Regions from separate parts of the Mus musculus genome. Here region 1 is linked to region 2. The links are chromatin loops, found by intact Hi-C in ENCODE. Cell type or tissue: gastrocnemius. All regions are shown on one strand. Each heading gives the region's core, and the rest is flanking DNA. Links, peaks and the distances in the headings are about the cores only.

What was found. Peaks named below come from ENCODE experiments on the same cell type or tissue, not always from the same donor. Only the 100,000 strongest peaks of a DNase experiment are listed, where the experiment ranks them.
Region 1: a loop joins it to region 2, with 10 times the contacts of the local background. A loop is called at or near these places in 3 of 42 quality-filtered maps.

Annotation. Positions count from the first base shown.
Region 1 is chr1:81,969,517-81,977,848 of GRCm38, forward strand. No RefSeq gene overlaps it. Among named protein-coding and RNA genes, the nearest start is that of Mir6344, 160 kb to the right of the region's middle. In gastrocnemius, for the core only: no CTCF peak of the experiment used is centred there; no DNase peak of the experiment used is centred there; H3K4me3 peaks cover 455 bases; H3K27ac peaks cover 3,555 bases.
Region 2 is chr1:82,285,784-82,294,115 of GRCm38, forward strand. It overlaps Irs1 (insulin receptor substrate 1), which reads right to left and starts at 5,656. Exons shown (of 2, transcript NM_010570.4): 1 at 994-5,656. The coding sequence starts at 4,710. The coding sequence ends at 1,015. In gastrocnemius, for the core only: CTCF peaks have their summits at 3,043 (motif pointing left), 4,495 and 5,961; DNase peaks (open chromatin) are centred at 203, 874, 1,161, 1,344 and 9 more places; H3K4me3 peaks cover 7,598 bases; H3K27ac peaks cover 7,582 bases.

The DNA of each region.
Region 1 (8,332 bases), core at 86-8,085, 320 kb before region 2:
ATACAACAGAAATCATCACATTGAAGTTAGACAAGACAAACTAACAGAAGGCAAAAAGTCCTATAAGAAGGCACACGAATCAGAGACCCATTCATTCACACACACACACACACACACACACACACACACACACACACACACACAAATTCTAAACCAATGTCCCATAAAAAATACTAAACTGAAAGCTATAATATATATATGCAGAGGACCTGGTGGAGGTCAATGCATGCCGTGGTAGTCTCTATGAGCTTTGTTCAGTTGTCTAGAGGCCCATATTCTCCTGGTATCCTCCATTCTCTCTGGCTCTTAAACTCTTTCTGCCTCCTCTTCCACAGGATTCCTTGAGCTTTGAGGAAAAGGATTTGATAAAGACATCCCATTCAGAGCTGTTGTTCCACGCTATCTGTCTCTGTCTCTCTGTCTCTTCTTTCTCTGCCTCTCTATCTGTCTCCTTGTCTTTCTATCTCTCTGTGTGTGTATAATTTCTGGCTACGGGTCTGCTGCAGAGTGAAACTTCTCTAATGATGGCTGAATAAGGAACTAATGTATGAGTATAGAAGAGTACCATTCAGAGACATTTTATCACTACTTTTTTTTAGACTATTAGACTAGTGGCATTTAGTTTTATACTGTATGTCCCTGGTCTATCTGGTCTCTGATTCTTGGTCATTCAAGCAGTGTCAGGAATGCTTCTATCACTGGAGTGATGGCCTTAAGAGAGATCAGACATTGGTTCTTCTTCAACCTGCCATCTATACAACTACCTATTGATAAATTAAAACAATGAACTGTCCCATGGGTGTCAAAGAGAGGAATCTTCCAAACAGTATCTTTAGTAAAATAAAACAAAACAGACAAACAACAGCAACAATAAACAATAGAAACATAAGCACCTTACAATCACTGGATGCTTCCTTTACTAACCGTCCAGACAAGCTTCCAGTTCCACAGCCAAGCAGTCCCTCCTCCCCGTCTTCAGCACCTAAGAACACTTTCTGCAGGGAGACATTTCAGGAAGATTGGTTCCTACTTCGGCAGCTGCCAGATGCTGAAGTGCCTGTGAGGCTGGTGTGAACTGGCAGAGGAAATAATCTAGCCCAGCTTCTAGCATCATATTCTCTACTTTGAGGAAAAAAAAAAAAAGGTGTGTGGGGGGGTAAGATCAGGGAGGGAATCACTTCTCGGCCTTTTGGCTAAGATCAAGTGAAGATCAGGGAGGGATGGAGTTTTGGAAATACCTTTCTTCCTAGAGACATCTTCCACCCAAGAACAGGTTCTATTTTCTAACCTGCCCTGTCAAAGGACTTACTACTCAAGGTAATAGAAATACTGGTGGTATTTCACCTTTATCCAAATCTCTGCCTGCTAAAAACCAGTGTTATAAGAAAACAATCCATTAGCCAAGGATGTCAACTCAAGCCACTGCCACCCCTACACATGTCTTGTGTTCCCAGCTGAGGTTTTCAACAGGACTGGCTCACAGCTCTATTCTTCCCTCTGCCTCATCTGAAGCGTCACCATCCCTTCCACAGGTTCATCTCAGTAACCTTCCCTGATAAATATTTTGCCTCTTAATCTTATAGAAATTGGTCTGTGGAGAAAGCAAACTCAGCATATAGAGTTCTGGTCATTTGCTATCAATTATGGCCTGGCACCTAGGCTGTGCCTTGAAAAAGGTGATAATCTCAATAGTTATTTGTGTTGCTAATTCTTGCATGGAATGCAGACCATAAAAGTGAGCATGTTTCAAATCAATACAGGAACCTTGATTTTTTTTTTTTTTTTTTTTAGTTAGTCTGGTTAGTATGAGAAGAGTTTTGTTTGTTTATTTGTTTGTTTGTTTTCCCTAAACATATTTTATAAATCACAAGGACATCCTTTATTTTTATTAATTAATTATTTTATTTATTTACATCCCAAATGTTGACCCCTGTCCTCCCATTCTGTCTCCCAGAATTCTTTTCCCCATCTCCCATCCCCTTCCCCTCTGCCATACTCTTCCTCTCCATGGAGTTGCTTCCTGGGTCTCTGGGAAACCAGGAAACTCAATGACACCTAACCCATTTTCATTTACATATTTGGAAAGACTAGTTAAAAGAAAGGTTCTGCCTTCTCTCTAGTCTGTTTTTCCAATGGACCTGGTTGGACATCACAGCATCTGGTTACTTCAGTAAGAGGACCAAACTGGATTAGCAGCCTTCCTTCTTCCACCAGTAACATAGAAAATGATTCACTGACAACATTCTTTTTCCTGTTCCCATGGGGTGGGGGTGGGGGCAGGTTTTACCAGTGTTCTAGATCTTCCTATTGATGTGATAAAACACCATGGGTAAATCAACTTTGGAAGGAAATGGTTTATTAGTCAACAGTTTATAATTTATGCTGAAAAGAAGTCAAGGCAGGAACTAAGTGGAGAAAATGAAGCAGAGAAAACAGAGGACAACTATTATATTGGGTTGTTCTCCATGGCTCATTGAGCCTGAATTCTTATGTGATCCAGTGTCTCCTTCCCAGAGAAGGCACTGCCCACAGTGGGCTGGGCCCTCTACCTCATTCATCTAACAAACAAAATTAGCCACAAGATTGTTTTTGGCTTCCTACAGGCCAGTCCAATGGAGGCATCTTCTCAACTCTGGTTCCTTTTTCCCAATGACCCTAGCTTGCATAAAGTTGACAAAAAGCCAACTAGCACACAGAGACAGCCACCTAATTAATAAGAATACCATTGATCAGCACCATTAGAGACTGAGCAGGTAGCCTATGTCAGAACCTACCAATAAGTCAACCCATTTCCAAAACCCACTTATATTCCCCATCCATTGCTTAGAAACAAAGACCCACTGCTAGCTTGTCTTAACAACTTAAAACACACATTCAGCATCATCTCACAGTTTTTGTTAATGAGGACTCTGTGTGGCTTAGCTCTTTCCCTACGCCAAGGTTTTTTTGTAAGGCTTCCATGAAGCTGTGAGCCTGGGAAAACTTTTCCTCTAGTGGTTCAACTACAGAAAAACCTATCTCTAATGTCCTATGATTATTGAGTCCCTTTCTTGGGGAATAGAGGGCTACAGTTCTCTCACCGTATTGTTGACAGGAGCTGCCTTCAATTTCTTGCCTCTCAAATGTCTCTGCACCCCAGCTCCTTCAAATTCATCAGAAAGAGAGAGTAAGTGGAGAGTTTGTTGGCAAATTGGAAGCTACAGTCTCGTGTGACATAATCACAGAAATGATATCCCAGCACAGCTGTCACGATCTATTAGTTAGAAGCGAATTATAAAGTCTTTCCCACACTCTGGGGAGGGGATTACACAGGGACCACCAGGGGGTTCATATCACCGAGAGCCATGTCAAAAGCTGCCTTTCCACATTGCCATGGTATGAATCTAGACTATTCTCCATGAATTCATTTTTTTTCTCAATGCTCTGTCTGCAGCTTGTGACACTCACATTTGAAGCTGTGATACCTTTAGGAAGTAGGCACTAGCTGGATAAAGGTTAACCAGTTGTTTAGGATGGGTGTTTGGAGGTATAACCCCTAGACACACAAACACACACACACACACACACACACACACACACACACACTGCATCCTGTCCTGGTAATGTGAATAGGAGTTCATCAAACACTCCTGCTACCATTAGTAGGCCTGCTTCATCAGCCCAGCCATATTGGACTGTGACTCTTCAAAACTGTTGAACCAAAATAAGTTCATAAAGTTGTTTCCCTCAGATATTTGTCACAGTAATGAGAAGAGTAACCGATACAGTCCCCAGCAAATTACTCCAAGTTCCCCTCCACTTTCAGTTCTAATATGAGAAAGGAGGGGTACTATTTATTGAGCTCCCTTAGATAGCTGAGGCTCACCCCTGAGATTATTCAGTGCATAGCTGGGCTATCTGTCAACAGAATTAAATCCCTGGTTAATGCTTGAGTGGTTTCTCTGTGCTCTGACACAGTGTGAGGCAGAATCTTGCTAAGGCTATTAACCTTACCCTGCAGTCAATCTTCACTTCACCTTTCCTTGGGGAAACCTGAGAGAATTCACCCCATGTCCTCATCCAAGCCAATGATCTCACATAGCCACATGCTAAGGCCAAATGTATACTTGTCATGCCAACTCTCAGGAGACAGAAATACTGAAGACTCATGTGACGCTGGGCAGGTGGCACTGGAGACTATGTGGCGCCCAAGTCCAAACTGTGTCTTGGTCACGAAGGAGCACTGAGAAGTGTGCCATGTACTTATCACCATGCAGGTCTTGTTCATAAGGAAGAGCATCCAGAGGATAAGATGGCTGAATTACACAACCCCTTCTATGCTCAGGAAGCAGTCTCAAGTGCTGTGCGTAATATAGTGACATTTACACCCTGCAAAAAGACTCCAAAGCTAATTTGGAAGCAGTGAAGTATCACTTGGAACATTTGTCTTACCATCCAAGGCATTGAAATTAATAATAGGCTCCTATAAAATAAGAGCTAATTGTGGATAGATTAACATGTCACCAGGACAGGTACACAGCCAAATATGTAGAATGTTTTATAGAAATATGTTTGGCTGTTTGGTTGCTAAGTTTGTATTTCCTGTTACTATTTTCATTTGGTTACTAACAGCTTTATTGATTTGGGGATAATTTACCAACGTTATAATGCCTATGGTTGTTCCATAAGAATTATAGATCAAAAAGGAAATAATTGGTAGAACACAAATGTTTTCATTGAGATCATTTTCAAGAGGACCAAAATGAGAACTCAGCCAGCATCTAAAATGAAGAACTACACTGTATGAGCCTTGAGCTGCATTGGAGCAGCAGACAAGAAGGTATGAAAATGGACTCAAGAGGAACGTCATGCAGCTTAGACTAGATCATTGCCTAGTCAGTGACTATGTACCTTCTAGCACACAAATCATTCCTCTGGCAAGTTCTAGACATTTCTAGAAGAATTATCTGTGGCAATGTATTCAATAGAGTTAAACTTTCTGTATTCGGGTTGAGTTGACCAGTAGCTGCTTCTAGGAGTATGAAAGTAAACACTTCAGGCCGTACAATCGCTGTGCTGCCTGCTGTGCTGATTCACTACTGACGAGTAGGTACTAAGAGTGTGCAAAGCATTAATGAGCCTGAAATCCCGACATTTTTTCAAATATAATAGGAATATGCTCGTGTTGCTGTATCTGCCAACACAAGTAGAGATTTGTTAGTCAAAGTGTGGTCTGAGCAACGGTAGCTTCTTCACTGCCCGCAGTTTATCTTCTGCTTGCTGGTTTGCTTGGCTTGTGAGAATGCAGAATCATGGATGTAAGCATTATCTATATTTAACAAAACTCCCAGGTAATTTGCCCTCACATCAGAATCTGGGGAGGGCGGGAGGGGGCAGGGTTCTGCCCCTAAATATTTCTTTATAAACCTAATTAGTAAGTACAAAGAAATAAAATTGCAATAGTAGTATCTGCCTGTCTCTTTGTCTCTGTCTCTCTCTGTCTCTCTCTGTCTCTGTCTGTCTCTGTCTGTCTCTCTCTGTCTCTGTCTGTCTCTGTCTCTGTCTCTGTCTCTGTCTCTGTCTCTCTCTCTCTGTCTCTCTCTCTCTCTCTCTCTCTCTCTGTGTGTGTGTGTGTGTGTGTGTGTGTTCAGTAGAGATACTACAGATTACAATATTATTCAGATAATCTTCCAGGGAAGATTTCAAGGCAGAGGGAAAGCCCTAGAACTAAATTTACTGCAGCCCTCTAAAGTGGGACTCATTTTACTGAGATCTTTCTTTCCATGAGAGATAGCTTTACCCTTAAGCTCTGAACATATTAGGGAGACGATTTATTACCAACCCCAGAAAGGGCCTTCATGTTAAACGAAATAACTCTGCTGAAGCTCTAGTTGATGTTAAACTGGTTTGTGTATTAATTCCATGGTTATAAATAAAATTTCAAGAGCATATCCCTCAGAAAGAATGTATAAAATCTGCACTAGGCTAATAGATATAACACCAGTTTAGAGTGAGCATCTGGAAGCTGGTACCCATGCAGTATTTTATGTGAGGCAGATTCTGAATTGAGACAGTAGCCTGCCCACATATACTATTCTATAGAGTAGTATTCTTTGCTTACACAGATTTTAGATTCTAGGAATATGTGACACATGCATTACAAAGATCTGGGTGCCTGTACCTGGTACCCACACTTATATCTTTTATATAATCACTTCTACTATAACCTAAATCATCCATGGCAGGAAAACCAAGGTATACCTTTCGTTGTGGACATTTTTGTGTCTGTTTACTTTCAAGACTGGCATATATGCCCTCCTTTCCAATATTAACAATAAAATTTTATATGTGGGTTTACCTTCCACTTAACTGCTAAACAAAATGCATCCAGAGAATGCTACTTCCTCTCCAGGATGGAAAAAAGAAAAGCTAACCATGAACCCAGGAATAGTGAGAAGTTCATAGAATCAGTCATAGGTTGGTCAAACACAAACTGAAATACAGATGGTGACTGGTTGAAATTCTAGGGAAAAGATTGCTATTTGTTTATTCAGACTTGGAATTTAAAGTGTAGAGTTGGGATAGCCATTTTGAAACCACAAAGAGATGGCCTGAATAGAAAGAATCTTAGTAGATCTTCAGTTTAGTGATTGAAAAGGCATGCCCAGGTTCATATGCCTCTCAGAACATCAACCACAAGCCTTACCTGAAGACAGGCATCAACTGTGCATTCCAGAAGGTAAAAAAAATAGTTCCTTCTGTCCAGGAAAGCAGACCCTCCACATGCTTCTTAGAACCAACCGAGTGTTCACAAATGAATTTATTCTTACATGAGTATTCCAAGAGAAAGGGAGAAATATTGGTTTAAATACTGTAAAATAAAGAAGTGATAAAAAGTTCAGAGTACAAAATGGCATCAAATTAGGCGTAAATACTCCTCAGAAGTCCATACTTCCTTCTTTCTTCTTTCTCTACTACATGCCAATTTTTGTAGATATACATAGAGCTCAGAAATAAACATAGCTGTTATCTCTGTAGTCAATAAAAATGTTATCATCTCTGACCATAACATTATCCATTATTTAAATAAAAAGTCAAAATATTTCCAAACATAGCATTTAAATATTCACTCTATTTTACAGATATACTAAGACTAGGCTTTAAAAAAAAAAAGGAAGCTATATCATGCCTTCTTAAATAACTTCCTCTATTTAAAAATCTTATTTCTATAGATAAAAATGTGGGAACAGAGTAAATGAAGGGGAAAAGTAAGTAAGTTCCTCTATGATGCCTGCAATGAGAATATAGTATTAGTAGTGACTTCAGTCATTCTAGAGACTTGTGAAGGTCTGTGTCTTCATCATGAGTATGATAATGTTGGGAACCAAGACTATTTCACACAAGACCTTAGATATGTACAACACATAAGTATCAAAAATAAATCAAGGCTAAGGTCACTGCCCGTGCATAATGTAATACAAGGCATAGAATGGCATCTGCCCCAAGCCACATGACATACTTGCCACTCTAAAGGAAATACCAGTCCCAGGTCCCAAATTACAAGTGTCCACAATACCAAAAACATCCAACATGTCATTGCTTTGTGGAGGCTCTGCAAAAATCTATCTGTATACAGATTCGTTTTAACACAGATCCATTTTTTAGAGGAAGCTATGTGTTCTGTATCAAATCAGGAATGAGAGTCGTAGCCAGTAAAGATGGGAGGGGGAAAAAAGATAGCTTATCCCTTACTGCTGGCAAAGCCAATTAGGCGTATCTTTGTTTCATGACAGCTATATAAAGAATTGGGGAGCTGAGAGCGTGGGCATTTGATACGGATGTGCAAACTAATTCTTTCTGTTGGCTCGCATAAACAACATTTCATGGAATATCCGGTAGATGTTTTTCTGGCTTTCCTTCCCTGAACCATGTAAGGCAATGCAATCTAATACATGCAATGATTTCTGTCTTGTATCCAAAAAGAAAAATAAAATAAAATACACACACACACACACACACACACACACAAACTTCAAGTGCTTATTCAAATAGAAAATTTAAAATGAGCTGAACTGCCAATCCCTGTCTACTGGATTATTCAATCCAGAACTCAAACCAAACTCATGTTTGCCTTGTGTCCTTCATAGATTTGACTATCTGAATTTCTCTCAATATGCAAATTCAATTCTAACTTGAGTGGGAGTTTTTATCGCTGTCATTATTTATTTCATCACATTTAACCTTCTCCAATGTATTTATCAATCTTTTTCTTCTCCTAGACCATGAGTTCCTAGGGAGCCAGGATTTCATGGGTTAATTAATATTTTGGCATCACTACACATATATACTGGAA
Region 2 (8,332 bases), core at 16-8,015:
AAAAACAAAAACCCTACAGATGGAGAATACACAGGTTTGCCCTGTCACTCAACACACACCAGAACAAACACCCTCTTTCCCCTGACCAAGTGCCCGTTCATTTTACTAAAGAAATGGTAGTAATCTTACAGAAAAATAGCCCCCCAAACGTATGTGTGATGCCTCAATACAAGTAAAGGAACTACAGGGCAAACAGGCTGGGGCGAACTCCCAAGGGTCCCAGGCGTGTGGTGTTTATTGCATATTCTGTACAAAAGCAACCATGCCTGAAAAATGGTAGGTCCGTGTGTGAAAAACATTTCATGATTCCTAGTACAAGAACAAGAAGAAAATGTGCCCCACAATTACTTTCTTTGGAGATCAGAGAGAGGTAAAGATTTCTCTATAAATAAAACACTTGTGCCTAAAAAGCTCTTACTGGTGAATCTTTTTAAGAGAGCTCGGGTCTAAGTCACTGCTGTTTACAATTGCTTTGGTACTGTGAAATCACAGAACAAAAGTGCACAGGGCCACTCGGTAAGCTTGCCCTTCAGAACTCTGAGAAAGGATCTTAAAAGGAGAGCTTTCCAGCCTCGGTATTAGCTAGTATTTTTGGTAGAATTGTCCCTGCTAGGGAGGAGCTGGCCTTAATATTTCGTCAAAAGAAGACTTCGGGATAAAAGAGAATGAGTCCTAGGAAGGAACTCGTCAAACCTTAGAACTGATTTGATAGAACGTTAAGTTTGGCGAGTTCTACACTTGGGGATTCTCAGAGAGAAGCCCTTCTGTGGCTGCTCCAAACACAGTTCTTTGACTATCTGCCAGGTGTCAATGCGAGGTGAGCATCTGTGTACCCTGACCCTTCCCCACCCCACCCCCACACCTCCTGAAAAAGTATCCTCCCCAAGGACACTGTGGGAAGGAGTGGGAAGAGAAGGAGGGGAAGGAACAGAACTCAAGCACCCCATGGTAAAAGCACTTTTGTCTTCTGACTTTGCCACCATAAAAACGCACCTGCTGTGATGTCCAGTTACGCTATTGACGATCCTCTGGCTGCTTCTGGAAGCTGATGCTGGCATAGTTGCTTAAATCCTCACTGGAGCGTCTTGGGGAGTTGCCCTCATTGCTGCCTAAGGGCTGGTGAGGGGGAGGGGGTGGTAGGGACTGCTGTTGAGAGGGGCAGTCCTGAGAGCGCTCCTTGGCCAAATCCAGGTCTATGTAGTTAAGACTCTTCTCCAAACCCCCAGCAGCCCCACACACTGGAGCCGACTCCTTGGAGACTCCCCCTAGATCCCCAGGTCTCAGCCACACATTCTCAAAGGATGCAGAGCTGTGGCGTTTTACATCCTCACTGCCGCCACCACCACCACCGCCGCTGCCCCCTACTGCAGCCCCTGCTCCAAAGGGCACCGTATTGCCAGCCCGAGTAGGTGCTGAGAAGGTCTCAGAGCTATGCCTCCTCCGGCACCCTTGAGTGTCTGCGCGAATCACTTTGGCACTCTGGTTATGGTTGGGACTGAGGTTCACCCTGGTGAATGCACTCATGCCCCCAGGTCCCTGAGGGCCTCCCAGCAAGGAAGAGTGAGTAGCTTGCTCAGCGGTGGCTCCTTGAGGTGTAACAGAAGAAGAGGCTGTGGAGGATGGAGGAGGAGCAGCTCCTGTGGGTCTAGGCAGGCTCGCCTTCTCTGCAGCAATGCCTGTCCGCATGTCAGCATAGCTGACTGGGGCCACTGGTGAGGTATCCACATAGCTTTGACGAGGACAACCTATCTGCATGGTCATGTAGTCACCACGGCTATTTGGCACCGAACGGGTTGGCCTGCAAACCGTAGCAGACCCCGGAGGTGCAGGGCCTATTCTGCCCAACTCAACTCCACCACTCTCCTGCCAGGTTGCCCTCCGGCCTGGCCCCAAGTCCATGTTCATGTACTCTTCCGAGCCAGTCTCTTCTCTAGGAGCTGGGTGGAGCTGGGGTGGACATCGAACTGAAGGAGAGCTACGGGAAGTTGCAGGGCCAGCTAAATAGCCAGGCTGGCCGCTCCCGAATTCAATATTCACATATTCTCCTGGGCTTTTGGGCTCGGGAGGGTGCAGGGAAGACTGCTGCTGCTGTTGCTGCTCTCGAACCCGGGGTAAGGTGCTTGCCTTGGGATCCCCCAAGGACAGCCTTGTGGGTCGAGCCAGGCGGCTGTTGGTCTGTGCAGCTGTGTCTACCTTTCGAGGCAGGTGGGGCTGCAAGACATGGTGGTGGGGATGTGTGAGGCTTGACTCTGGCCTAGCCCCACAGTAACCCCCACCCAGACTGTCGCTGCTGGTAGAAGAGGAGGAATCTTCGGCAGTTGCGGTATAGCGAAGGCGTCCAGAGCTAGAAGAGAGACGAAGATGCTGGTGCCTGGCACCCTCCTCTGGCTCTCCAGGGCGCTGGGTGTGCTTAAAGGACCTTGGCAATGAGTAGTAAGAGAGGACCGGCTTGTGCTGGGGATCTTCTGGGCCATAGTAGCATTCTGAGGGGCTGCTGGTGTTGGAATCTCCCACTGGGGACATGTTCATGTAGTCACCTGTGCAAGGCAAGAGCTTACCGCCACCACTCTCAACAGGAGGTTTGGCATGAGGAAGGGCATGAGTATGGTGCCCCCCTACTCCATTTGTCCATGGCTTCCCATAGCTGCTCCCAGAAGGGGCTGCGCTGATGCTGCTACTGCTGCTGGACCCACCTCCAATGTCAGGGGAGCAACTACCACTGGGTGACATCATCATGTAGCCATTGGGGTCCACTCTCTGTGGGTGGCGTCTGATGGGGTTAATGATCTGCTGTGGGGCAGATACACTCTTGGGGCTCATGGGCATATAGTCCCCATTTCCTTTGCGGTTGCTGGGCACTGGAGCCACCCCAGGAGACATGGGCATATAGCCATCATCAGTGTGGAGGTTGGAGGTGTCTGGACGGTGGTGGCCTCCACGACGTTCCAAGTGGTGCATCTCTAGACCCTCTTCGGGATAGGAGTGGGTGGGCACGAAGGCGGAATGCCGGTAGCCGGGCAGTCGGCCTCCACTGCCACCTCCTGGTGGGTAGGCAGCGGGCATCATCTCTGTATATTCCTCAATAGAAGCCACTGAAGACTGTGAGGGGGTCTTCTGATGGGAAATGGTAGGAGATGTGCCTGCGGAGTGAGTTCTCTTTCGAAACCGGTTATCCAGATCTGCTGCACCCGCGGCTTCATCTCCAGGCAGCGCTGGGCTTGTCCCCAAGTTAGCACCTGGGATGTAGCGATGGCCGTTGCCACCCCTAGACAAAATGTAGTGGCCATTGGGAGCAGCCAAGGTGGAGGCTCCCTTGCCACCCATGCAGATATAATTGCTCAGCTCCTCCTCACCCCTGGCTGGTGGGGTGTGCCCCAGGGAATCTGGGGTGACACTGCGGAAGGAACTTCGGAAATCGCAGGGACTAGAACCATACTCATCAGAAGAGATGAAACCGCCATCGCTAGGCGAACCGGACACGGAAGCACTAGAGCGCCTCGGGAAGAGACAGTCTGAAGTGGAGCCATGGCCACTGGTACTACTAGATGACAGACTCACTGGGCTGGTGGCTGAAGGTGAGCATCTAGAAGAAGGCATGGGGATGGAGCGGCTGTGGTTGAGTGGGGGGTGCAGCCTGGAGCTGCCTCGATGCCGATGGGCGTGGGTCCTGTTGGTGCTAGGGCTCACAGGACTGCCATCCACTGATGCTGGACGGGACATGGTGCCTTCGCCATCGCTGGAGGCACGCACCCGGAAGGAACCTGGTTTCCCACCCACCATACTGGCAGGGGAGGTGGCAGTGATGCTCTCAGTTCGAGATCTCCGAGTCAGTCCCACCTGGCTGGGTGGAGGGTTGTTGAGATGGTGCCTGCGCAGGGGAACGCTGATGGGGTTGGAGCAACTGGATGAAGACTGGCTTTTGCTGCGAGGGCGAAACTCATCGCTCATGGCCCTCATTGCCTCTAGAATGGTCTCATGCATGTTCTGGGCCACCACGGAGTCATCCACTTGCATCCAGAACTCGCCAGGCCCTGTCACAGCGGAACGCCCCACCTCGATGAAGAAGAAGTTCTCTGAGTGGCCACAGCGTCTGATATTCATCAGCTGCAGCACCACAGCGGCTGCCTCGGAGTTCAGCTTCACAAAGCTGATGGTCTTGCTGGTCAGGCAGAGGCGGTAGATGCCAATCAGGTTCTTTGTCTGACCCAGGCCCTTGGGTTTCAGGATAACCTGCCAGACCTCCTTGAACGCGGGTCCTGGACCCGTGTCATAGCTCAAGTCCTCCCCTGCCTCTCCAACGCCAGAGCTGCCGCTGCAGCTACCGCCGCAGCCTCCTCCAGCCCCGTCATGGTGGGCCTTTGCCCGATTATGCAGCTGCAGAAGAGCCTGGTACCAGCTGTCTTGCTCAGCCTCGCTATCCGCGGCAATGGCAAAGTGTTCGTCTCGGGTGTAGAGAGCCACCAGGTGCTTGTTCTTGGAGTCAGCCCGCTTGTTGATGTTGAAACAGCTCTCGAGGGGGATCGAGCGTTTGGGGGCGCTCGACTTGTGCCGCCACTTCTTCTCGTTCTCATAATACTCCAGGCGCGCTGGGCCCCCGGCCTCGCTGGCCGCCCGCAGCACGAAAAAGCGCTTATGCATACTCTTGGGCTTGCGCAGGTAGCCCACCTTGCGCACGTCTGAGAAGCCATCGGTATCCGGAGGGCTCGCCATGCTGCTGCGGAGCAGAGGGAGGTGTTGAAAAACTGGGTGAGGGGTGGCTTCTCAGTGCGGCCCCGCACATGCACTCCGGGCTGGAGGAAGCTCGCAGAAATTCTGACTCCAAAATTCACGCTGTTCCTGGAGCTGGGGAGGGGCAGCCGAAGGACGAGGTAACTGCGCCAAGGAAGATAGCCTGATCCGAGTTTAAGGGCGTTTCATGCCCAGAGGGAAGGGCAGTGGGTCTAGGGTGAGTGCAGCCGCAATCTTCCGAGGACTATGTCTCCCCCAGTCCCTGCAGCAGAGAAGGAGCTATGGTGCATCCCTTGCCGCCCCTGGTCGAGTCCGATGTAGGGAGGCAGCGATGGCCCGAGGAGTCCCCGCTTGGCTCTCTAGGCGCGCGCGCCTTCCCTCCCGAGTTCCCCTCTGGAAGTAGCGATTCCCGAGGCAAATTAAATATCCTTGGGCAGGGGGAGGCGGGCTGCCAAGTCCCAACGTTGCACCGGGTTCTCCCTCCTCCTTCTCCTCCTCCTCCTCTGCCTCCTCCCACCCTTCAACCGTCCCCGTCGCCACCAGCCGCCCAAATACCAGCTCAATCGCAGAGACCGCGGCGCTGCGGCTGTTGCTGCTGCTGCTGCTGCTGCTGCCGCCCGAGGACGCGTCCTCTGCAGCCCGCACTCGAGCCCATCTCGGCGGGCGGGGAAAGTGGCTTTTCCACGCGCAACGCTACTGGGCAGCTGGGGGAGCAGGGGACGGTCCAGAGGGACAGGCTCATCCCTGCCCCTAGCTCCAGTCCGCAAGGGAGGAGGGGAGGGGACGAGGGAGGGAGGCGGGGAGCGGGGGAGGTTTGGGAAGAGATCGGGGAAGACGCCCGGTCCTCCCGAGGCGCAGCCGCTGCAGTTACTTCTCTCCTCCTCCCTCCTTCTCCTCCCTCCTCCTCCTCCCTCCTCCTTCCTCCTCCTCGGAGAGTTGCCGAGAGCCCCAACCAAAACAAGCGGCGGCTGCGGCGGCTGGCACCGCGCGCTGGCCCTCTTCAGACCGCGCCGCCGTCTCACTCCAGAGGAGCAAAACACGTGACGGAGCCTCTGCGCTCAGCAGCCTGGCCGCCGCCGGGAGGCTCCAGCCCGGGTCTCTCTCCCTCTCCCTGCTCGCTCTACATTCCGGGCCGAGCCCGCCCCACGCCCGCCCCTCTCCACCCCCTGGCCGTGCCGCAGAGGCGCCCGCGCTGGCCCTTTGCTGCAGCGCTCGGGCAGCGCCCCTGCGTGGCCGGCAGAGCCCGGGGCGCTGTGTCTCCCACGCCCGTGCCACCCAGAGCGCCCCCGGCCCGTAGGAATCCCCGCGGCGGGAGGGCAGGCTTGTTTGGGTGGCTACCGGAAAGCAGGAGGGGAGTCTGGGAAAACGGGAGGGGGGGATCTGGGGAAGACGCAGGAGTGAGGGAGGGGGCAGTGAGAGGGGGGGTGCACTGCGGCTGCAGAGCCCCGAGAGGGTGGGGGCGCTGGGGCGGAGGGGACGCGGGTGACCTGCTAGCTCTCACCCAACAGGTAAAGGCGACCCCCGGGAGGCAGCTGGATGTCGGTGTCTGGGTGAGAGGCCCTGGTAGGGAGATCTACATTTTTGTAAGATTTTCTAAAGGACTTCTGAGCCAGTCTTCCACCTGGAATCTCCGGACGTACCGTGGTGAAGCACCTGGAAGAAACAGAGAGGGACGCCCAAGGGCAATGACTGTTGGCTAGGTTAGGGTCTCTCGGAATCGCGACCTGGGATCTCACACCTGGCACTATTAGCCGCTGATCACTAAGGAAATAAAATGTAAAAGTCACCATTTCTCTTCCTTCATGCAGGTGAAGAGGGATTCACACTTAAGGGTTAGTTAGTGCAAAAGGTGGGGGGCGGGGGCTGGAGGAAACCTGGCACCCCTTATCACATTCGTAAGTCTATTTGTGATTTTTTTTAAAGATGTAAAGGACCTTCAGAGAGTTCCTAAGTGTACACCCTTACTGTGTATATGTTAGCAGATGTTTGTTTCATAGTTTGCACGAGCATTAGACGACCCTATACACTTTTAACCTTGACCACAAGGATAAGTGGGAGACAAGGATAAGTGGCTAGGCTGCACAGGAAAATGGGTACTTCTTGATGAAAACGGGTCAGCAGCCTCTTTGCAAAGCCTATTTCTTAGTCTCACCACAAGCAGACGCTCCCCAAAGTTTTTTTTTTTCTTTTTCTTTTTAAGATGACCTATAAATCAAGCAGGGTGTCCCTGTCTAGCCCAACCGGCATTAAAGACCTACAAATGTGACGTTGCTCCCAGTGCTTAAAGCCATTCTACTCTAGCCATGGGCGGTTCTAGTTTTCCACCTCTTTTCCTAAGCCAGGAACCCTCTCAGCCTCCCGCTCTCCAGCACTGCAGGTTGTTTGCAGTGAGACGCAGCAGTAAAGGTGCTGGGCATGCTCAATCCACTAGACTGCCTGGCTTGGAGTAGGGGAGGAGCGGATGGGTAAAGGGGGCTGCGCGCCTCAGCATAATGCGGCTAGAGAGGCGGGGTGAGGTTCCTGGGGCAGCCTGCTGATTGGTGGAGTTGCCTGTCTTTCCTGTCTTGCACAGATGCGGTAAAGGGGAGAGAGGGAGAGGGTACAGATGTAGGCACTGGCGCCATTCAGATGCTTGCGGTACTTGAATTGGGGTATTCCGCATCTGTAGGTGTCACCTCCTCTCGAAAGCTCAGGAGCCTCTGTTTTCTCTTTTCACCTCCTTTATCATGCAGTTTCTCCTAAACCTGGTTAATGGATTATGCGGTACACATTGAATTGATAGCCTTCATTTTTCCCCTCTGACAGCTTGGTGATGCGGGCACATGTGCCCACTACAGGAAGGCTATAAATAGCAAGTAATTTGGAAAAGGTACGGAGACTGCAATAGCAAGAAGAGGACTCTAAAGATTTGAAATGCATTAGGGGTTGGGAGGATAGCAACTAGAGATATCTGAAGTTAGTGTAGCAGAATAACAGTGTGTGTGTGGGGGGGGGGGGGGAATAAACAGCTAGTCTAGTCTAGCAACTGCTTAATCTAGATTAGTCCACAGGGAGGGGACCTCGCATTATGTAGGAAAGCACTTCAAATCCAGACTTTAACTTTTAAAATTACTTCCTTCCTGACCTCTGTCACCAACCAAGAACAAACAAAAAAGAGAGAGGGGGAAAAAGGAGGTACCTTTATGGAGGAAAGTATTTTCTTGAAGGAGGAGACAACAAAAAAAACAATTTAATTTGGAAGATTTTTATAAGTCATCTTCACAGAACATTAGGGTGTTTATGATATAAAAGTAATGTTATTCTGACTGAAGAAGAAGTAGACCATCTGCTCTGAGGTGCCCAAGGCCCTGGATTGGATCCCCAGTTATGTACACAGACAGACACACAGACACAGACAACCAGATCGTTGTAACAAACTGCTCACCAATCAGTGAAGTTTAACACACACACACACATACCCTCACACACACACAACTCACTCGAGTTTCATTACAAATCTTAAAGGCAGCTAATGTTCAAACTATACTACAGTAAGTTCAGTTCTTTGTACTTTTTTTTTAATTGATGGCTTGAGATAACTCTAGGAATACAAATTCACATTTGA